3 separate regions of the Homo sapiens genome follow, and all the other regions are linked to region 3. Evidence: chromatin loops called from intact Hi-C (ENCODE). Cell type or tissue: endothelial cell of umbilical vein. All regions are shown on one strand.

The links. A loop is a pair of places that touch in the nucleus more often than their neighbours do. Peaks named below come from ENCODE experiments on the same cell type or tissue, not always from the same donor. Only the 100,000 strongest peaks of a DNase experiment are listed, where the experiment ranks them.
Region 1: a loop joins it to region 3, with 4 times the contacts of the local background. A loop is called at or near these places in 2 of 110 quality-filtered maps.
Region 2: a loop joins it to region 3, with 19 times the contacts of the local background. A loop is called at or near these places in 64 of 110 quality-filtered maps.

The regions. Positions count from the first base shown.
Region 1 is chr6:12,482,942-12,485,441 of GRCh38, forward strand. No RefSeq gene overlaps it. Among named protein-coding and RNA genes, the nearest start is that of LINC02530, 100 kb to the right of the region's middle. RefSeq lists enhancers at 514-1,713, 753-832. In endothelial cell of umbilical vein, no CTCF peak of the experiment used is centred here; DNase peaks (open chromatin) are centred at 980 and 1,400; H3K27ac peaks cover 2,305 bases.
Region 2 is chr6:12,232,881-12,235,380 of GRCh38, forward strand. It overlaps a transcript of EDN1 not described here. Among named protein-coding and RNA genes, the nearest start is that of EDN1, 56 kb to the right of the region's middle. In endothelial cell of umbilical vein, a CTCF peak has its summit at 1,339 (motif pointing left); a DNase peak (open chromatin) is centred at 1,321.
Region 3 is chr6:11,584,266-11,586,765 of GRCh38, forward strand. No RefSeq gene overlaps it. Among named protein-coding and RNA genes, the nearest start is that of TMEM170B, 48 kb to the left of the region's middle. In endothelial cell of umbilical vein, a CTCF peak has its summit at 1,373 (motif pointing right); a DNase peak (open chromatin) is centred at 1,376; H3K27ac peaks cover 1,094 bases.

The DNA of each region.
Region 1 (2,500 bases), 900 kb after region 3:
ACTACTCATAGTGTATTGTTTACCTTAATTACCAGATTATAGAACCAAATGAAGAGCTATTTTTAAAAGTAATAATAATAACAAAATATCAATACGTGCTCAAAGAGGAATATCCCAGCTTGGGAGTATGTTCTCTCAACCTTTTATAGCCAGACAAGAATTATGAAAATTTCTCTTCTCTGAAAATGTTAAGTTGCACTAGCTGACAGTCTATGCAGCGAAAAGAGGAACAAATTAGATACAGATGACCTGGTTTACTCTCTGAGCTTTGCCATTCTTTAGGATCCAAGACCTTAGGAGAGCTACACGAATATGTGAACAACACTTTCCACCTCTGCAAAATGGGATTTTGCTTGTAAGGTTTGTAGGAAATTTCTTTCTCTGGTCTAAGTACCAAGTGGCAGCTATTATTACTGTTACAGTTTTTGTTGTTCTTCTTATCGTGCCATTGGGCTATATGACATTTTTTGGAAAGGGCCAAACTCTCAGGTCTTAGATCTAGGCCTATTCCCTAACTCTAACTTCAGGTCACTTGATTTTTAAGGAAGGTTGAGAAAGGAACAGATTTATTTTGGTGAAAGTGCTTCATAAATTATAAAATGCTTCGAATGACAGCAGTCTTTTAATGGAAAAAATTTGTTAGATGTGCAGAACTTCAGATATAAAAGCAATAGATGGTATTGTACAGCAGTTAGGACTACAGTTGATGATCAATAATGACCGATTTGGATAAGAACATATTCAAGATTCTCATGTGTTTTATGGATTTGGACTGAAATCAAGAAGCTTCTTCCTCTGAGGAGAGCATCTCGTGGGTTCTTGGGCTCTTTTTCTTAAAGCAGTGGTTTCACTTTCCAGTTTGGTCCTCAAGCCATATGTCACCTATGGGCAGCAGCTCTCCTTTCAGATAAGCAGTCTACAAGCTGATATTTTTGGCAGAAAACCACCTTCTGGGTAATAGGTCTGGTATCTGGAGGATTCCTGTTTCTGCTGTCGTTCGCTGACCTCACCTCTCTTCTGTGACTAAGTCTGTATTCACCGCTGAAGTGCATGCTTCTTGGGGAGAAATTGTGGGTACTTCCGGTTCCCCCTGTGACTTTGTGACTTAAGCAGCAGAAGCATTTCATACCATGGGTACATGCTCCTTCCCATTACCTCCCTACTGACAGGTGCTGTCAGAGTTAGAAAGTTCTGGAAGCTCCTCAAAACATAGACTTAAAATAATAATTATAATTAATAATAGCAATTAACTTCCATCACAGGTTGAGTCACCTATAAGAGATTGCATGGTTAAGTTTCTTTTAAAGTCACCTCTTAACATTTCCTTACTTACTCAGCCTCACTCATCTTAAAAGGTAAGTCGCATTTAAAAGAAAATATTCTTAACTTGCGATAAGAGCAGAGAGAAGTTTTCCTGTCTTATATTTAATGCATGTAGATGACTGGTATTCACGAAGTTAATTTTTTCTTTAAGCCACAAAGAAAAAAAGTGGTGCATGTTTTCTAAAGAAGACCGGTATCTGTAATTGTGTCAATACTGATATTTTTGCTTTTAAATTCCTTCAATATTCAAAACGGTAGCTTATCTCTATGAAATGTTTCCTTTTTCCCTGTCCAATAACACATGGGTGGGAAGTTCAAACCTTTGTACTTTTTCTTTGAAGCAATTGCCCTAAGCCGGGAAAAGCTCTTTCATCAGCAAGAATTTTGAGTATTTTCTCTTTCCTCCTGATCAAGTTTAAGGTGTGTGCTCATAAACAAGATACGCAACTGTCAATAATCATCTTTTCAGCAAATAGAGCCAAAGTTAATTTATTAAACCCGGCAAGCTGCTCTCCTAGTTTTCTTCCCCCTGTGACATACTGTCCAATTATTTCACATTCTTGTAGTGTAAAATAAACACATTGAGTCTGTTGAGATACTGCTGTGGTTATTTATTTTTCAAAATTTAATAAGGAGGAGGATGACCTTTCCTCTTTGGACAGGAAACAAAATCAGACCTAACAGTGATACATTATCAATTTTCACAACCATGAAAATATTCCAGAAAACAAGCAGTTTTCTGTGCACTCAGGTGACTGCAAGCTGGCCAGTGAAGCCAGAAAGCCCAAATGCCTTCTAGATCTCAATTAACTACCCACTTACTTGAAAGGTTTTATTGACTATAATTTTGATAACGATGCATAATTATATCAACTTTCTTTCCTCATCGAATTCTACTACAAATCCCGGGCCGAAAGGGGCACATGAGTCTGTTCTTGATGAACAGACAGAAAAAAAGAAGACAGAAAAAAAGAACTTGAAGAGTCTGAAAACAGGTTTAGCTGAGGCATGTGCCATGGTAAATTTGCTTTGTGAAACTAAGCCAAATACGTTTATTTTCCTACATCTGCATTTCTCATAATGTCGCAGGTAACATAAACAGGTTCTCTCACCCAACACTGTAATAACGATGGAAATCAATGATAAAGTTAAAGACAACTACATCTGCATATACATA
Region 2 (2,500 bases), 650 kb after region 3:
GCAAACTTTCTTTTATTTTTCTGTTCTCATTAGTAGAAAGAGGGACAGGTCACTTTCAGAAGGATTAAAAGGTCAAAAAATTTGGTGAAGGGATGTCTACACAAGCCTTTAGAAAGCTGTTATCAGAGGATCAGCTAGAAAACAATCTTAGAGCTAATCCTTTGGCTGGATCCAAAGAAAACCCAGCAGATTTAAGTTTTCTCTTTTTTCTCTTTGTTTTCCTTTACAGGGGTATTTCCCACAAAAGCCTTTCAGTTGCCTTCATCCAAAGTTATAGGTCCTGAGTCCTTTTCAGCTCTTTTATTCTGTCTCCAAGCCTAGCCCTTCCTAGCTCTGTCCTCCTACCTTTTCCTGATCTTTTCCATTTTGCTTGTTTTCATCAGGGGTTCCCCCTAAATCCCTCTTAGCATCCCCTAAAGCCTAAATGTTCATGGATGGAGAACTTCTTCTGAGGGAAAAACAAGACTGATTCACAGAATTCTAGCATTAAAGAGGACTGTAGAAATTATCTAGTCTACCCGCCTTCTTCCTCCACCATTTTACAGGTAAACAGAATTCACGAAATTGCCCAAGGTCATGTCCAGGTAGCGACTGCACCAGGACCAAAGCTCTGTCAATAATAACTGCAAATTGGTTGCAAAGTCCTTTGGACAATTCAAGCTGCTCTACCTACCTAAGGCACTATGATTATTATTATTATAATACAGATGTTATTATACAGAGCCGACCGCATGGGCAAGATTGCTGCTGATGATGTGTGTGATGCCAACTCACCAAGACCCAGTGGCATCACGCTGGCATGTTGAAAATAAAAAGGGGTGACATCTGCTTTACATACAGAGCCTCATGACCTGTACTCATAGCTGGAGGCATCAGTCATTGCACTACGAGAGGAAGTGGGCTTTGAAATACCTTGGGGTTGATGTCCCAAGAACACCCTTCTTCCGCTCCTCCTCCCTGTACTCCTTGAACTGCTGCTCATGGGAGCCTGAGTAATACAGAAATTGGAGGACAACCACACAGCACAAGTGTAGGTTTGACAGGAGTTTACATAATGCTGTAGGAAAAGAAACCAAATAAAGGCTTCAGCTTTGCTGAGGCTCTCCCCATCCCCCTCACATGCCAAATGCTCCTTGTGTGGCTCACACTCCTTGGTCTTCAGTCAGAGAGGCCAGGAGCCCACCTATACATCTGTATCAGGGTTAGGAAGTTGGCTCTTGTTAACAATGTTGAATGCACTTTGCTATTCACTACTTTTGTGGTTAGAAAAGCCTCCTGATATCAAACTTTAGAATCAAGCACCACCTTGTGGTCTGATGCATTTATTAAACTGGCACAATTTGAGAGCTGAAACTGGAAATGCTCCCTCAGCTGGTAGTAGAGAGCCAGGATCTGAAAACTGACTCCCAGGTGGCTGCCTGGAAGCAAGAACCCCCAAGGTGTCTTTCTGCTGCTTCTCTGGGTTCTCAGACCAGTTAACAATGACATCCCCTTTCATGGGGTGAATCCCATGTTCCTGACACTAACACATTATGCTAGATATGTATAGTAAGTAGCCAACTTAATCCTTTCAAAACCACAGGGAAGTGTTTCTTATTACTTCAACTTTTAAGTGAGGAAACGGAGGCGGAGGTCACTTAGTGGTCCAGTCACAGACAAATGGCTGGGCTTGGATTGACTTGGAAGTCAAGTCTTTCTGAAGCAAAAGTCTCTGCTGTTAAACACTGCTCTGCTGACCTCTAAGGCCAAGACCAAGACCAGGGTCCACTTCAGGCTCTTTTGGGGCATTTTGGCTCTTGGCTGCAAACCCAACCAGAACTGCCAGAATCCTACCTGGAACTCACTCAAGGTGCTAGAATTAACCTGTTCTCCAAGGTTACATTGATCAGGAAGGTTTGCATTCAGAGATGGGGACTTCATTGGTGTCCATGGACCTACTGAGATAGCCAGAGTTTAGGAGAAAGTTTGGCTTTTGAGGATGGGCCAGACAGCAAGTGACCAGACTCTAGATCATTCATGAAGAAACAAAACCAGAAAGAGATATTTGACAAACATTCACTTGGACAATTACAGTGCTTCCTGAACTGAAATTCAGTTATTCTTTAAAAGGATGATTTTATCATATTCATTGTTTGAAGGGGAGGATTGGAGTATCTGCTTGGCAAGTGAGTAGTAGTAATGTGGGCCAAGTCATGTTAGAAGGGAGATCTCGCCCCTGGTCTTGTTCCAGTGATACCATAAGTGTTCTTGGGTAAGTCACTTCTTTGTCTCTGGGTCTCCATTTTCTCATTCGTAGAATAGGGGTTGGACTTCACTAAGAGGTAGATGGTTCTAAAGTACAGCGCAATTGTATGGAAAATGTGAGGCAGGAACCTCAGCTTTCTCCGTTTCCTTAGAAAGTCTGTCCTGCTCAGGCTTCCTTCCTATTCTCCACTGAATCTGCTGCTAATTTTGGTAACATGGTGACTTCCACATAGCAATGTTTACTAACATGTCTAAG
Region 3 (2,500 bases):
TTACTGTAAAAAACCAGATGAAATTATGTGGTCTTGAAAAATTATCAACCGAGGATTTGAATTGTCAAATTTATGCATATTTTGAATGTTTGGGATTTCTCAGGGAAGTGCTAAGTACCCAACTAGATTCAACTGCTATCTTGCCTGTGAAGAGATTGGAGCTGACAGAGCCAGTCACTATAAATGTTTCAAATCTTGCTGGAATGAAAACTAGCTTCACTTTAAACATTGCGCAAGCATAATGGAAGTAAACGTTTTTTCACATACACTGACCTACTCATTCCACGTAATTACTCCGTGGAAATATATTTTCTTCTTCCTTGGTAATTTTTTTTATTCATTCACACTAATCATAAAATTATTCAATACATTTTCTCCCTGGCCATGAATGTTAACATCTTGGACAAAATATAAATCTTGAGATCCCAAAAAAGTTTTCTATTTTAGTTCTAGTATCTTTTTTGGCCCTTGAAGTAATATTTTTGTAATTTAAAAAAATAAGTCAGTTTTCTTTGGGCATTTTGTTATTTGCAGAGCATTCAAATAAGACATTAAATTTCGGATTTACTTATTTCAGATTTAATGAGTGATTGATGAGATCTGACTCTGTTGCCCAGCCTGGAGTGCAGTGGTGTAATTAGCTCACTGCAGCCTTGACCTCCTGGGTTCAAGTGATCCTCCCTCTTCAGCCTCCCCAGTAGCTAGGAATACAGATGTGCACCACCATGCCTGGCTAGTAAATTTCAGATTTATCACCACCTACATTGGACAAAACTACAGGGAAAGGTAATTAGAAGAAAGACGCTTTAGTCTTAAACTGAGCCTTGTGTTTACCATTATGAATGAGTCCTAGTCAGGCTTGTGGAGAAACATTTCAGATTTACTGAATACATCCTTACACCATCTGTGTTTTGCAGTTGAACCTTTATTATTTTGTTTTTGAGAGTGGATCGCTCACTGTGTTGCCCAGGTTGGTCTCGAACTCCTGGGCCTAAGCAGTCCTTCTCCTTAGCCCCTTGAGTAGCCGGGATTACAGGTGTGTGCCACCATGCCTGGCTTCAAACCCTTATTAGCTCATAAAATACTACATCAAGCTTCTGGGTGCAGAGGGGAAAGTAAACAGGATCCATGGCACCCACTCTTTGAGGACTAAAAATTGGGTTTGCCTCTAGCTTCCAAATGGAAACTTAGGAATCTATCCTGTCTGCTCTTAATTTTCTATGATTCATTGTCACTAGGCATTCTTCTTTTGGACAATTTTATGAATATTTTTCAGGCTCAGAAAGTTCTGGGGACTGATTGGCAAAATGTAATTGCATCAGGTGGTTTTCTTGTAAAGCAAGAGTTCCGTCACTAGATGGTGCAGTGGTTCTATTTTATTTTTCTCCTTGCTTTTGCCTTGGACATTACCTATGAACTGAAATTAACTGATTGTTACTTTTGGATTCATTTCCATATGATACATTTAATGTTTTTTTTCCAAAAGAAATGCACACCAGAAAATTAAATATGAGAAAAATTAAGGTTTCTTCATGTCATCACTAGCCAATGTAACTTTCCAAAGAATTATTAAGATAGGTTGTTTGCAAATTAGAAACAACCTATCAGGATTGTTTGCAAATTAGAAAATCACTTTAGTTTATGATTTTTGTAAGTCATTAATCTAGACTTTGATTTATATATTTTTCTTAAATTCCAACTCAATGCATAATGGTTTTATCTAATTTATTTATTTTACCTAGTGTATTTTATTTATTATTTAGAGAGAGTCACACTGTGTTTGGTGCCCAGGCTGGTCTCCGACTCCTAGCCTCAAGCAATCCTCCTGCCTCAGCCTCTCAAATAGCTAGGATTACAGATGCAAGCCTTGATATCTTAGTATCTAATTTAGTAGTCTACGCTTTCTTAGTGACATTTAGTTATACAGTTGGTCAACTTGGGGTTACGCACACATAGTGCAATCTGCCTTGTGTCATGAGACTCGGTTTTAAATTCCTGCTCTACCACTTAGTAATTGAACTTGTCCAAGTCATTTAACTTCTGCAACAGTCAGTTCTCACATTAGTAAAATGGAATGACATCTCATGTTGCACGCAGTGAGTGCTTAGAAAATAACCTTTGTCCCATTGCCCTCTTTCAATGTATTGTCTGCACATAGAGGGATGATGTCCTTCCAGCCTTTGCTAGAAGTTTTGGTAATAAGTTCAGGCACTTCTGTTTCAAAGACAGAGCCAGATTCTGTCCTGACAGAGAACAGTGCATTTTTAGGGAGGATTTGTTTTAGATTTAAACTGTCCCGTTGAACCCCGCACTGCTTTTGCAACAAAGCCTGCTGAGGGAAATTTTAGAAACATACCTCAGTGGGAAAGAGCCTAGTTAGAAAGCAGGATGAATAAACTTGCTCAGCTAGCAAATTCCTCGCATTCTCTAAACCAAATATGTACAAGATGAGGAAGCCAAGGCGGCCAGCATAAATGAATCCTGAAAGATGGCCGGGACT